2 separate regions of the Homo sapiens genome follow, and region 1 is linked to region 2. The links are chromatin loops, found by intact Hi-C in ENCODE. Cell type or tissue: spleen. All regions are shown on one strand. Each heading gives the region's core, and the rest is flanking DNA. Links, peaks and the distances in the headings are about the cores only.

Evidence for each region. A loop is a pair of places that touch in the nucleus more often than their neighbours do. Peaks named below come from ENCODE experiments on the same cell type or tissue, not always from the same donor. Only the 100,000 strongest peaks of a DNase experiment are listed, where the experiment ranks them.
Region 1: a loop joins it to region 2, with 4 times the contacts of the local background. A loop is called at or near these places in 7 of 110 quality-filtered maps.

The regions. Positions count from the first base shown.
Region 1 is chr11:45,651,293-45,659,140 of GRCh38, forward strand. It overlaps CHST1 (carbohydrate sulfotransferase 1), which reads right to left. Exons shown (of 4, transcript NM_003654.6): 2 at 1,229-1,314; 3 at 701-798. LOC124902666 (a long non-coding RNA gene) reads left to right here and starts at 20. Exons shown (of 2, transcript XR_007062662.1): 1 at 20-262; 2 at 1,177-1,405. In spleen, for the core only: CTCF peaks have their summits at 4,169 (motif pointing left) and 4,375; a DNase peak (open chromatin) is centred at 4,189; H3K27ac peaks cover 896 bases; H3K27me3 peaks cover 2,576 bases.
Region 2 is chr11:45,337,174-45,343,588 of GRCh38, forward strand. No RefSeq gene overlaps it. Among named protein-coding and RNA genes, the nearest start is that of LINC02696, 15 kb to the right of the region's middle. RefSeq lists an enhancer at 2,885-3,179. In spleen, for the core only: CTCF peaks have their summits at 3,002 (motif pointing right) and 3,202; a DNase peak (open chromatin) is centred at 3,048; H3K4me3 peaks cover 1,097 bases; H3K27ac peaks cover 652 bases.

The DNA of each region.
Region 1 (7,848 bases), core at 1,463-6,462, 320 kb after region 2:
TGACGAGGGCCTGCCTCAAACACTGCCCCTCCTCACTGCCAGCGTCTCCCACCCCCACGAGCTGGCGCCCAGTTCTCCAGGTGGTCCTCTTTCCTCTGTCCTCTGCCCATCCCTAGGGGAAAGAAGAGTCCCTATCAGATGCCTCCATCTGACCCCAATCCCCTGAGCATGAAGGACCCCTGCAGACCATGGTCGGTGAGCTGCCAGCACGGCCAGGCAAGGTGGACAACTGTGTCAAGCCCCTTCCAACTCATGGATGCAGGTGACCACTTACTCCAGATGTAGACTTCTGGGGCTTGTGGAGTCTCTAAGAGTCTCTGGAGCAGAGACAGATGTCCAGGGTCTGCTGAGAGGCAACCCTTCCCAGCACCCAGGGTCTGTTCCTGGTCTCTAGGGACAAGGGTCCAGGCCATGGAGGTGACATAATCCCCACTGACACAGAGTGAACTGGCCTGCAAAGAAGATCTTAGGGAGTCAGGGGCCTCCCCTCTTACCTCCTGTGTCCCCTCTGCCCACAGAAGGGGGACTGGGGAGGGACCATGGAGAAGCAGAAAGAGCGAATGGGGCCGCTGAGAGTCCGGGGCCAGGAGCCCACCTGAGCATCCTGTAGGCACCCTCTCTGGAGGCTGGCTCAGCTACCAGACCTGAGTGGGGGCTGGGGCTGCTCCTGGGGAGAACACAGGAGGGTTCAACCACTTACCAAAGAGGGACTGCTCCAAGCTGGGGAGTCCACAGCCACCAGCGTCTCCAGGCCCAGCTGGCAGTCCCAGCCAGTGCGGCAGCCCTGTGGCCAGCAGACTGCAAAAGACAGGGAGGGGAAGGGCTCAGAAGGTGGAGCTGGGGTCTCAGTGCCCCCTCCCCACTCCTTCCCTTCTGTGTCCTGTGCCTCACAGTCTGCCCCGAGGGCCAGGCAATAAGGGCTCTGCCTGCTCTCCAGATCCATCCCTGACTCAGCGCCCCAACCAACCCAGTGCCATCTCTGATCCCCTGAGTGTGGCCCTCTGAGTCCTGGACTGTATCCCACTCCTGTCACCTTCCTCGCCCACCCCACCACATTCTTCTAATAAACCGCAGTCCCTCTGCTCACACCAGAACCCAGCAGGCAGGGAGACTGGCAGGGTTCTGCAATTTAAATCCATGAAATAATCCTAACCCTTTAAAATTCAACTTGTGCAGCGATTCCCCAGGAAGTGGGTTAGCAGAAGTCAGCAAGGGCAGGGGGGCTTACCCCGGCCTCCAGGTCGAAAGGGCGCCTCCGGGAATGCAGCTGGGGAGAAAGTCTTCTTCCAACCACACCGAAGTGACACCAGCTACCTGAAACTCAAAGCGAAAGTGGACCAGGGAGCATTCCTGACCTCGATGCACCTCATAGAGTCTGAATTAAAACACCAAGATCGCCACATTATCTCAGTTGACAGTTTTGCGCCAAGCCCCTTCCCTGCATCAGCTCGTGTCCTTCTAGCAAGAACCAGATGTGGAAGCCAATATCTGCCCACTTCACAGGCGAGAAAGCCAAGGCACAGAGGTAGAGGAACCGGCCTGAGCTCACAGGCCTGCTTTAACCCCCATCTGGTAGGTTCCCCAGAGTCCAGCTCTTTCCCTCTAAGGAGATTTGGCTTCCTGTTCCTCCAGCTTAAACATATTTGGCCTGCAAACATGCATGCCATTACTGGCCCCAGCCCATTTGTGAATCAGCATGACGGGGACTGGGCAGGCAGATGCTTCTGAGACTTAGAGCATGTTCCTCCCCTTTGCTGTCTGGTCCTGTGGATCTGTTGGTTCACAGCTGATAGGGTGAACTCACGTGCTTTGTGAAGATTCTTCCCACACCCCACTATTTGACGTGACTCCTTTGGGAGCGGGTGAGTGGATCCTCTTTTCCCAAACCTGCAGTTCTGCCTGGCTCAGCTCACCCAACTTCTAGCACTGTGTTATTCCCTATAAGCACTCTCGGAGGTCAGGGTCCTCACTCCCACTGTTCAGATGGAGAAATCAAGTCGTGTTTTAAATATGAAATTTCACTTCTTTAGGAATCAGTACCAGATCACCAAGTAGCAGTCAAGAGGGAAAGGGGCAGTTTAGAGTCTTAGGAACTTCTCAACGTGATCAGAGAAAAACCACAATCCCAACCACACTGCATCCCACCCCGACCTCATCCCATAGTGGCAGAGGATGCTGGCCTCCATCATGGGGCTGGGCCAGGTATCCAGGGAGAAAGGCCCCTCTACTTTAAACCTGACCCCTGCAAGTGCAGGCCTGCTCTGCCCCAGTGCCCCATGGTGAATGTGAATGGCTTTCAAGAAACAGACAGGGAATGTCATCAATAATAGTGCCAGGTCATATTTTTAAGTCATTTAGGAGTCTGTTCTTTGGCTGCAGCATCATTTCATTTGGATACGCTTCCTTTGTATTTATTCACAGACATCTATCAGAACTCCTGTATGTGCCAGGCACTGTTCTAGATGCTATGGGTCAAATAACACCAAGGAAGGCAAGCACTTGCTGGGCATTCACAATGTTCCTCCCAGGCACATGCTTCTTTCACAGCCATCAGCTCATCGCACCCTCATGCCAGCTCTATGAAGTTGATACTGTCACAACCCCGTTTTACAGATAAGGAAGCTGAGGCCCTTCAAGGTTAGATAACTTCCCCAAGCTCACACCCATAATAAGGAGCCAGGATTCCAGCCCAGGCAACGTGCTAGGAAGTCCACGTTCAAATCCTTTTCCCTAATTCCACTCATATTACACCCTCCTTGGTCCTCATCAAGACAGGAAACAGAATCCTTAAGGAGTCTTCACTTAATTCTGGGGTTCCAATTCCAAAAGCAGAACTCACCCTAGGGTTTTATTTAAAGAGAAACATCTTGCCATCTTGCTGGGGAGGGGGCCGTTTAAGTTTCTTCCCCCAACTCTTCATCCACCCAGAGAAACTTAAGGCCAGGACTGGAAGCTGCTGCTTTGCTAATAAATCAGAAGTCACTGAAGCAGCTGGATGTTATAAATCCCTAAGACAGCGAGACTCGGCCTCACAAGGTGTGGCCTGGACACCGAGGAGGGGCATGTGTTTGAAGGCCCAGCCACAGGCCATTCCCTTGTACCCCCGGGGAGGGCAAAGCCAGGGAATGGGAACGGGAAGATGGGGGAAGTCCAGCCCTCCTGGAAATGTCCCCGCTCTCCCAGCCTGGCAGAGCTGGGCCTGGGGCTGGCCAAGTGTCCTTGGTATGCTAAAGGCATCTGCCCTGGAAACCAGAGGCCCTGGGGCCAGGTCCTGTTGTTCCCAAGGAAGCCTTAGCCACTACAAAAGACTCCTCAATGCCCTCATCCTCCAAGCCAGACTGTGGCCCCCAGAGCCCATCCCTAGGCTTCTAGCAACCTCTGGCCTGGCCTCCCTCTACCTCTGCTTAGTAAAAATCCAAGCAAACCTTGGACACAGGAGACCACGATCTATCATTTCTGTTAGAAAGCAGGCAAGTTGGTGAGCTTTCACTCCCAGGAGAAAGCTCAGATTTCATTATCAGTGAACTTGAGATGAGGGCACAGACTGGGAGCAGTGAACAGCTCTATATTGGAAAACTGTAATTCACAGAGCTCACCCCCTGAACCATGCCTACCTGGATCTGTCACTCAGCAGGTGTGTGGGCGTGGGTGATTCACCAGCTGTCCCTGAGCCTCAGTTTCCCCATCCATAAAGTGGTCATAGCTACAGTAGTGCTGGTAAGAATTGAAGGTCTTAAAGCATTTAGTCAATGCCAGGCATATAGACCCAACCCAGCCTCTGACACCAGCCCTGCTGATCCCAGCTCAGCCACTTACTGGCTGAGAGATCTTGGCTAGCTTTCTTCACCTCTCTGGGCCTCTATGTTCGCATATGCAAAAATGGGGATAATTATAACAAGGCTGTTGTGAGGACTAATTAGTGAGTACAGTGCCTGGTGCAGCGTAAGCACTCACTAAATGTCAATTAATATCATCATCACCAAATGTCTGGTTTGCTTTTTGTCTCAGGAAAGGGCCTAGAACAAATCATCCTGCAGCCCACGGGGTCTGGCTCTGCCCACCGCCCCTTCTTCCTGCAGCTCCTCTCCCGGCCTGGGAACTTCTTCCTGCTGAGCCACCGCAGTGGCTTTCCTGCTGCCCTCTAGTGACCACATCCTGCGGTGCAGCCTCGTAGTCCCGTCATCGCTGCTGTATTCAGAATTCTGGGGCTGTTGGCTACAACCTGATGTGAGGATGCAGCCAGCGGGAGGTGATGTTGCAAGATGCAGTGAGGTGTGAGGATGGCACGCCCACCCGGGCTGCGGCCTCTGCTCCGTGCACCCCCACCCTAGCCGCACCGGGAGAGCCCAGCTGCAACAGGCAGCCTCGCCTTCTCCCAGGGCCTCTCCCGCTCATCTCATGGTGCTCTGGCAGGGAAGGAGCACAGACCTGAATGTCACAGGCAGGACTGGCCCACATGGCCTCCGGATGGGTGACCTTGGACTCACCCCCTGGCCTCTCTGTGCCTCAGTTACACCATAGATCCAGTGATGACTGAAGGGCCTCCCAGTTCTAACCCTGGTGTTCTCTATAATCCCAGGAAGGCCCCAGACTTCATTCTCAGGGACAGTTGGGGCCACCCACACAGCAGACAGGGGGACCCTCCATTGGGAGTGGGAAAAACCCAGTCATCTTCCAGGAGGATTCTAGGGCTGGGCATTTCTGTCCCCCACCTCGGCCTGATCTGTGGCAGCGCCAGGGGGTGGCGGCCCTAGAACCTAGCGGTGCTGCCTTCTGCCAAGTTAGCCCCCACCTCTTGCTGTACAGAAATCCCATGAAACCCAGGGCTGAGGCCTTGTTTCACCTTTTCTGGGCCACAGACCTTTCGAACCACAATCCCTCCCCTTAGAAATGCCATTAGTGCCCACAATTTTACACACACAATTGAGAAGTTTCCCGAACCTCTGAAAGCCCAAGCTTGGGCACCCCACTCTTTCCTAGAAGCTTAACCCCTTCATTATTAACATGTCCAGGGAATTGTCTTTCCAACCGACTATATCAGAGAAGCCTCCTCAGACATGAACGTACTGATAGAAACAGTCACCCAGCATATATAAGTTTCAAAAGCTAGAGCCAGAAAACATGTGTGTAATAGTACACCACCTTTTCAGATTTGTTTAAGGAGGTGGACATGTATATTTGTATATATGCATAAACAATCACTGAAAGAGCTTGCTCTGAGCTAGTAACGGGAGATGTCCCAGAGGGAGGGGGCCTCGAGGAGACTAGGGTGGGAGGAGACACCGTTTACACTGAGCTTTTTGATTCAGTTTGAGTTTATTAATTTTGGGGGACACAGTGAAGCCACTCCATGTAGGAAGTAGAGGGGTGATTGATGACAGGGTGCGGTACTGAAAATCAGCCCTGGCATCTCACTGTGCCTCCCACCCTCCCCCCCCAGGCACTGCCAGCCAGCTCTCCCCACCCCCATTTCCAAGGCACCAGGGTCAAAGGCACTGCTTTTCCGCCAGAAATGGGCTTTGTCTGCTCAGGTGGGCCACTAAGGACAGTAGGCAGCTGGGGACTGCTGAGATACAGGGACGGAGCTGAAATAAAGCTGGATTTCAGAGGGGGCCTGTGGCTATGGGAGCAGCTGAGCCCTGGGATGGGGAAATGACTCTTCTCCCAGACATTTCTCCCTAAAAAACTACTGTGAAGCCCTGGGGGATGAAGAAGCAGCACAGTGAGGGCAGGGCAAGAACCTGAACATCGTCTTTCCGGACAAACTCAGGAGCCATGATGAATGGGGTCCCAAGGCTCTGGGGTCCCAAGAACTGGAGCAAGGGACAAGGGAATGGGACAGGGAGGGAGGAGCTGGCGAACAGGCCTCTAGGATGGAGACTGCAGAGGGGAAATGCTTACTCCCTGACTCTGACGTAGCCAGCACTAATCCCCCATGAATGTTTTAGTTAAGGCTAAAATGCATAAAACAGCAAGGCGTTTTTCTTCCTAAGGAAAATGAGGTGATGAAAATGAAGGCAAGGCAAGGGGAAAACAAGGGTATAAGAGTCTGAAACAACCAGAGGCCAAGTCAGTGTACAAGAGTCACACCATGTGTGGGCTACTGAGCTAGCCAATAGGAAAAGGGAAATATTTCATTTACTTGTTTCACAGGACCCATGAGATAAAGATTAAAGCATCCACTCAAGAGATGTCCAGCTATTCCTGACACTGAATCCAGTGCAAGATTTCTCCCAAGGGAGCTCTTACAGAGCTCTGTGCGTGTGCCACCATGAACTCGTCCTCAAGACTTTGTACCTAAGAAATCCAAAGACGAGTTTCATGGGACAGTGTCCTAGAGCATCCTTCCATGTGAGCAGTATGCCAACACACAATCCAACCAGTGCAACCTTCCAGAGGGGTGAGCTGCTGGGGTCCAGACTCGGCCTCTGTGGTCTAGGTCAGCCCAAGGGACCCCTTCTCTTTGGGGTCATGCCCACCTCAACTTGAAACACTGTGAGGTCTATGGACCCTCTCTCCAGAACCTGGACCACCACAAACATGGTACTTGCGAACAATCCCTAGAATCCCTGGGCCCCACAGGCAGAACCACTACATTTTCTGAGCACCTCCAGTAGGGACAAGCTCTCACAGTCATGGTTTCCAAGACAAGCACCTGGAGAGCAATTGGTCTACCGATTTTTCACCATCAGCAGGGCTGCCCAGCTGCCTCTTATGAGCTCTGGTGTCTCCAGGGCAGAGCACTCCAATGTCCACATGATACCCATGGATGTCTCAAGCCTCCTGGAGAAGGTACCCACAAGCATTCAGGGAGGCAGTCGGAGGGGTAGTTAGGCACCCCAGCTGTGGGGCCACAGAGGCCTGGATTTGAATCCAACTGCTGTTGCCTTATAGCTATGAGGCCTTGCGTGAGGCTCTTAACCTCTATAGGCCTCACTTGTCCTTATGTAGGAAATGGGAGAAACAATCACAGAATCTTTCTAATATTTGGGCAGTGAGACAGAAGGCCGATGGATGCCCACAGCTTAACACAGTGCTAGGCACAGAGCAAATGCTTATTAAGAGCCATGACCATGATTTTTATGGACTACTAAATGCACAGAGGGGCACCATTGGCCTGGAAATGTTTTTAAAAGTTAAAACAGATGCCGTAGCCTGCTCCACTGAAGCGCCAGCAGCCTGCGTGGTTGGAGACCCTGACTGTTGTGGCTGCAGAGACCTTGTCTGGGGTAAGGAAGGCACCTCACATCCTGCCGTGGAGGGTGGGAGTGGGAGGGGGGTGGTCCCAGGCCCGACCTGAGGGGAAAGTTTTCCCCAGCAGTGGGGAGAGTGACTGACCTCCTGGCCACAACACAAGGCCCCAGTGTGCCCAGCTCCTCTGGGGGAGGGATGAGTCAGAAGGTCCCGGTTCCCTGTCTCAGGCCAGTCCTGGTACAGCCTGGCTTGCGGTAGGCGGGACTCTACAGCCCCGACACTGGGCGGAAAAGCCCCGGTTTCCTGTCCCCCGCCCCACCGAGAAGCCACAGCCAGAGTTGGAATAGTACCGAGGCCCCACCCCCTGGACACCGGGGCTCCGGCCCATCCTCCCAGCTTCAAGGATGGGAAACATCAACAGGAGCTGGAACTCAGGCAGCTGCTGCCGGCCAGGCTGGGAGAGGGGCCCGCCTGTCTCTGGATCCAGGAGTCTCCAGCCTGGGCCACCTGCACATTAAGCCTGGCTGGCCCCGTGGGGACGAGGACTGGGGGTGGAGAATGAATAGGACCCAGAGCCTTGAGACTGTCACATGGGATGGAGGAGGCTGCCGACGTGGATACTCAGAGATGATCACAGACCTGGCTTCTGTCAGG
Region 2 (6,415 bases), core at 1-5,000:
TTTTTTGTATTTTTTTTAGTAGAGACAGGGTTTCACCGTGTTAGCCAGGATGGTCTTGATCTCCTGACCTCGTGATCTGCCCGCCTTGGCCTCCCAAAGTGCTGGGATTACAGACGGCCGTCAATTGCCTAATTCTTTTCTTTCTTTTCTTTTTTTTTTTTTTTTTTTTTTTGAGACAGGGTCTCACTCCTTCACCCAGGCTGGAGTACAGGGAATGGCATCATCATATAGTTCACTCATAGCCTTGAACTCCTGGGCTCAAGCCATCCTCCTCCCTCAGCCTCCCAATCAGCTAGGACTACCTGTAGGTACGTGCCACCACACTTGGATAACTTTTATTTTATTTTATTTTATCTTATTTTATTTTATATTGTGTAGAGATGGGGTCTTGTTCTGTTGCCCAGGCTGGTCTCAAACTCCTAGCCTCAAGTGATTCTTTAGCCTTGGCCTCCCAAAGTGCTGGTATTACAGGTGTGAGCTGTGGTGCCCAGCCACCTATTTATTTTCAATAGAGCGAATGCTTTGCTGGAGTATTAAGTATAAACTATACTTTATATTCAATATTCCAGCAAAGTATTTTATATTGAGTATAAAATGCTGAGTATCAATTTTATATTGAGTATAAAAAGGGGTAAAGTGACAGAGCGCTGGGCAGTGGGAAGGGGTAGTTATGAAACAGACTCACTGTGCGCTAGTTACCACTTCAACCCACTTGATCTTGGGTTGCACGTTCACTACTTGCCCAAGTTCTGTGAAACAGAACACTGAAATACACAAGTTACATGAGGAAATACACAAGTTATTACTTATAGATAGTCAGCAAGGGACAGCAGCAGCCTAGAATTCATGAGTATCAGTCTCCAAGCCTCAGGAAAGCTGCCCAGATGGAGTCTTGTCTGCACATGCCCCACTTGCACCACAGCTGCGGAGCCCTGAAGGCAACCAGCCCTGGGTTTTAGACCACGGGGTACAGGACTTGCTGGGTCAACGCATTGAAGGACACCTTGTTTCTAATAGTGACTGAAGCAGAGCCTGGCCTGCTCAGACCAGTCCCGCCCTATTCCAGATGTTGCATTTCCAGCACATTACACAGCGATTCTTGGGAGCTATGACAGAAAAGAGGGAGAACTGGGTCGGTCCACAGCCATCCAGAGAATGGTCTTGCAGTAGTGCTGCATTGAGTCAGATATCCAGGAAGGCCTGGTAGACATTTGAACCCCAATCTAAGTGCCAAGAAGAATCCCCCGGAGAGGGATCAGGTCAATGCCTCCAAATGGAACAGCAAGAGCAAGAGCCCCGAGAAAGAAATGAGCTTGGCCTTGGTCACAGATAAGAAAGAAGGCCAGCGGGTTTATTGAATGGTGAAAAGAGAGTGAGCAAAGATGACCTCAATGGGTCACTGGGCCAGATTTCGCAGCACCCTTTTAGCATGCATGGAAGCTGTGGATTGTTTTGTTAAACCCTAGAAGATTGAAGTAGAGAAGTTATTTGCATTTTAAGAAAATCATTTTAATTATAGAAAAATGGTTGATTATAAGAGGGCAAAAAAGCATGGGCGAGCAGGGAAAAGGTAACTCTAGGAGGCCACACGGGTGATGAGGGTAGCCCGAACTTAGAGGGTAAAGATGGTGAGATGTGGACCATTCTGGATACATTGTAGGGGAAGGATTGAAGGGACTGCTGCTGGGCTGATTAGGCGGTGGTGAGATGCAGAGGCAGGAGAGGCTGAGGAAGCTTAAACCCCTGCATACTGTCTGGAATGACTGAGCCAGTTCTACAGAAGTGGCAACACTTAGACATTAGCCCAAATGCACTTCCTATATAAAAGCCCTGTGTGTGCTTCCTGTGTGCTGTGTGTGTGCTCTTCACATGCGTGTGTGTGTGTGTTTTTCAGCTAGCAGATTCACCTACTCTCATCCTCTCTCACTAGAATGTTCCAGTGCCCAGCAGGTTGAGCAGGGAGCAGAGGGGTGGAGTAGTACTCATCTCTGGCCAAATCGGCACAGGCTCACCCATTACACTGTTTACTAACATCTGCACTTACAGGGTCCTTGCCATGTGCCACATGCTGTTCAAAGTGGCCTACCAATATTAACACACGTAATCCTCAGAACAGCCCTAGGAAATAAGTGCTATTATAAATCCTCATTTTACAGGTAGGGAAACTGAGATTCCAAAAGATGAGGTGGGAGGCCGAAGGTCACATAGCTCATAGGCAGCAGAGACAGGATTTGAACCCAGGGTATATGATGTCAGAGGCCAGGCTTATCAATCACCTATTCCAGGGATGGCAAGGGAATACAGGCAGGAAAGAAAACCACCTAGCATGTCTTCTTTTCAATGCCTCTAAATGTGAAAGCACTTAGCAAAGTGCTGGCACATAGTAGGTGCTCAATGCATAACAATAATACATTTTATTAATATCCAGGGACCAGGCAGGTTATGTCCCTCCTGTGCACCCATGCCCTGTGGGAGGCAGAATATGCGAGTTGGAAAAAAATTGATCCACATCAGATGCCAAGCCGTCAAAAATAACTGGCAGGAGAGGAGAGACCAGGCAGAGCATGTATCTCTGATTCCCTTCGCTTGTTGTCACACTATTACAGTTAAAGAGTGAACACTTCACAAGAAAAAGAGCATACGTCTGCCCACGGGTTTCTAGATTTACATCCTTTTCACTTATTGGAAAGAGAAAAAAAATAGGACCAGATGTTAAAAGCATGAAAAAAAATTAAAAAGCAAGAAATTTGAGGGGGAGGGGAATCAGACTGGCAGCTCCATGGGAACCGAAACATGCAAATGACGTGCAGCCTGTTTTAATGATCTGACACCCCCGAACTGGAATTGATTACTGCTGTTGGGAGGAGAAAATGGATCGGCAAAGTGTGATCATGCAAACTTCAGAGGGATATTCAATCCCAAACACCGAAGTGAGGGAAGGGCTGGGAGATGCCCTCGTGGGAGAGAAAGCCGGCCACGCCTTCCAGTTCCAGCCTCTCGTTGATAGCCTTGTAATGACAACACGCGCCACCAGGGGGCGACCAACGTCTCGCACCAGGAAGACGGGGCTGTAGGGAGGGGCGTGGCAAAATGAGAGGCACAGGGCTGGCCCCATTCAGAGGAAGGAGAAGAGAAATCCAGCCACACCGGAGGGGCAGCTCCGGACCCGCTCAGGCTGCCCCAAGCGGCGCTCCCTTCACTCAGCAGGACTTGAGCAAGGCCAGCTGGAGTGGAAACCAAGCCTTGGAAGAGGAACCGTAAAAAAAGAACCTTGCTGGGCCAGAATTAGACACTTCAACTCAGCGTCCCCAGAAGGGAATTTTTGATCAGTAATTGCTGCCCATGAGAATTGGTTTTCTGGGAATGACAGGCTCATTAAGGAGGGAATAGAGACGATGTCCTAAATCAAGGGTCGGCAAACTTATCTGTAAAGGGACAGCTAGCACATATTTTATGCTTTGCGGGTTCTCAGGCCCTGTTGAAACTGCTGAAATAGCGTGCAGTTAGCCACAGACGATCTGTAAATGAATAAGCATGTCTGTGTTCCACTAAAAGTTTATTTATGGACAATAAAATTTGAATTTCCCTGTTAAAAGAATAAAAAGACAAGCCACAGACTGGGGAAAAAATAGTTGCAAAGCACGTTGGATAAAGAATTGGTATCTAAAACATACAAAGAAGCCTTAAAACTCAACGATAAGAAAACAAACAACCCAATTAAAAATGAGCAAAAGATCTGGACAGACACCTCACCAAAGAAGATATATAGATGGGAATTAACTATATGAAAAGATGCTCAACATTGTTTGTCATTGCAAATTAATTGCAAATTAAAAGCAACAATAAGAAACATTCTATGCCTAAAATCCAAAACGCTGACAAAACCGAATGCTAGTGAGGATGTGGAGCAACAGGAACTTTCATGTATTGCTGATGGGAATGCAAAGTGGTACTGCCATTTTAGAAGACAGTTTGGTGGTTTCTTAAACATACCCCTACCATATGATTCAGCAATCTCCCTCCTTGTATTTATCCAAAGGAGTTAAAAACTTGTGCACACAAAGCCTGCATGCAAATATTTATAGCAGCTTTATTCATAACGATCAAAACATGGAAACAATTGATGTCCTTCAATGAGTAAATGGGCAAACTGTGATATATTCAGACAATGGAATATTATTCAGTGCTAAAAAGACATGGAAGAACTTTAAATGCATATTACTGAGTGAAAGAAGCCAGTCTGAAATGGCTACATACTGTATGATTCCAACTACATGACATTCTGGAAGAGGCAAAACTATACAAACAGCAAAAAGATCAATGGTTGCCAGGGGTTAGCGGGAGAACTGAATAGACGCAAGCAGCTGGGCAGGGCTGTCGCTTGTGGGGTAGGACACCTGGTGGTTATGGCGAGGGCCTCGGCATGTCACAGTCTGGGTTTACGTTCTGGCTCTGCCATTTTCTAGCTAACCTTGGGTAAGCTAGATAACCTTGCTGTGCCTGCATTTTCTCACATGAAAATGGAATCGTAAGCAATCAGCTTCAAAGAGTTGTGAAGATTACATGAGAAAAGACCTGTTAAGTGCTTGTAATAGTGATTCATACACAGAAAGAAGTTGATACATGCTAGCAATTTTTATTACCAGGATGGGAAAGAGGGTGTTGCTGGAGGGAAGGCCTGCCAGGACAATGCTGAACACGACCCCGTGCATAGTTTATTTTTTTTTGAGATGGAGTTTTGCTCTTGTCGCCCAGGCTGGAGTGCAGTGGCGCGATCTCAGCTCACTGCAACCTCCGCCTCCCGGGTTCAGGCGATTCTCCTGCCTCAGCCTCCCGAGTAACTGGGATTGCAGTCGTCTGCCAACATGCCTGGCTAATTTTTTGTATTTTTTTTTTTTTTTTTTTTTTAGTAGAGATGGGGTTTCGCCATGTTGGGCAGGCTGGTCTCGAACTCCTGACCTCAGGTGATCCACCCACCTCGGCCTCCCAAAGTGCTGGGATTACAGGCATGAGCCACCGCGCCCTGCCCTAGTGCACATTAAGGAGCTGGAAGGGGAGTTGCGCTGCAGGTGAGAGAACCATGACTTTATATTCCAGAGTTGTTGATGCTGTCTATGTCCCCGTGTCCTCTGAGTTTCTAGGGCTCGGGGGCTGCCTTTCATCTTGAATCCTGCTTAGCTGAGGTTTCACCGTAAGACCGGGTCCAGGAAGCTAGAATCAGTTATGAGGTTCTGGAATTCTTGTTGCAAGAGGAAAAACAAACCCAGATTTGTTTGAGCCCATGTTGAGCTGGCTCTTCTGTTATTTGCACTGAGCAAGAGGGAAGGATGGCTTTCTGAAGCCAGGAAATAAAGCCACGGCCAAGGCAGGAAGGGTCCAGATGAGGGAGGTCAGAGGGTCACAGCAAGGCAGGCACAGGCAGGGCTCCCGGAGCTGACCCCATGAACACTGACTGTGCACTGGGTTGTGTTCTCTTGCACAGCCTGCTGCCCTGTAGTGGTCCAGGGACAGGCTCTCTAGTTTATTTTTCATTAAAAATGACTTTTATAGAATGTTTTGATTTCAAAAGCAATATCTGGTCTCTGGAGAAAAACTAGAAAATGTAGACAAGCAAAGCAAAGAGAAGAAAATAAAAATACATCCACTATCCTAATCCTGAGCAATAACTACTCTTTTTTCTTTTTTGGAGTTGAAGTCTCATTCTGCCGCTGATCTAGGCTCACTGCAACCTCTGCCTCCCGGGTTCAAGCGATTCTTCTGCCTCAGCCTCCCAAGTAGCTAGGACTACAGGTGCACACCATCATACCCTGCTAATTTTTTGTATTTTAGTAGAGACAGGGTTTCACCATGTTGCCCAGGCTGGTCTCAAACTCCTGACCTCAGGCAATCCACCTTCCTTGGCCTCCCAAAGTGCTAGGATTTCAGGTGTGAGCCACTGCACCCAGCCAGTAACTGCTCTTTATACTTGTTCAGTGTCCATCCGGCTTTTTCCTAGGAGTGCAATATATTTATAGCATCATTTAATAAAATTAAATTTTATACCACATACCTATATAACCTTTTAAAAACTCAATTGGCATTATATCATTAATATCTTTTCATGTCAATACTCTACAATCTGGGTTTTAATGATTATGTAATATTCCATTGTATGGGCATGCAAGTACTTTAATTTACCAATCCCTTACTATTGGACATTTAGGCTGTTTTCCAATTTTCACTACTCTAAACAACTGTGACGAACATCCTTTTGCATAATTACTTATCCACATTCTCATTTTCTTACCTGGGTTACATTTCCAAAGGTAGGATTACCTCATCAAAGGATATGCACATTTTTAAGGCTTTGATGCACATTGCTTCACTAACCTCAGGAAAAGTAGTGATAAATTATACCCCAGGGATGGCTATTGTC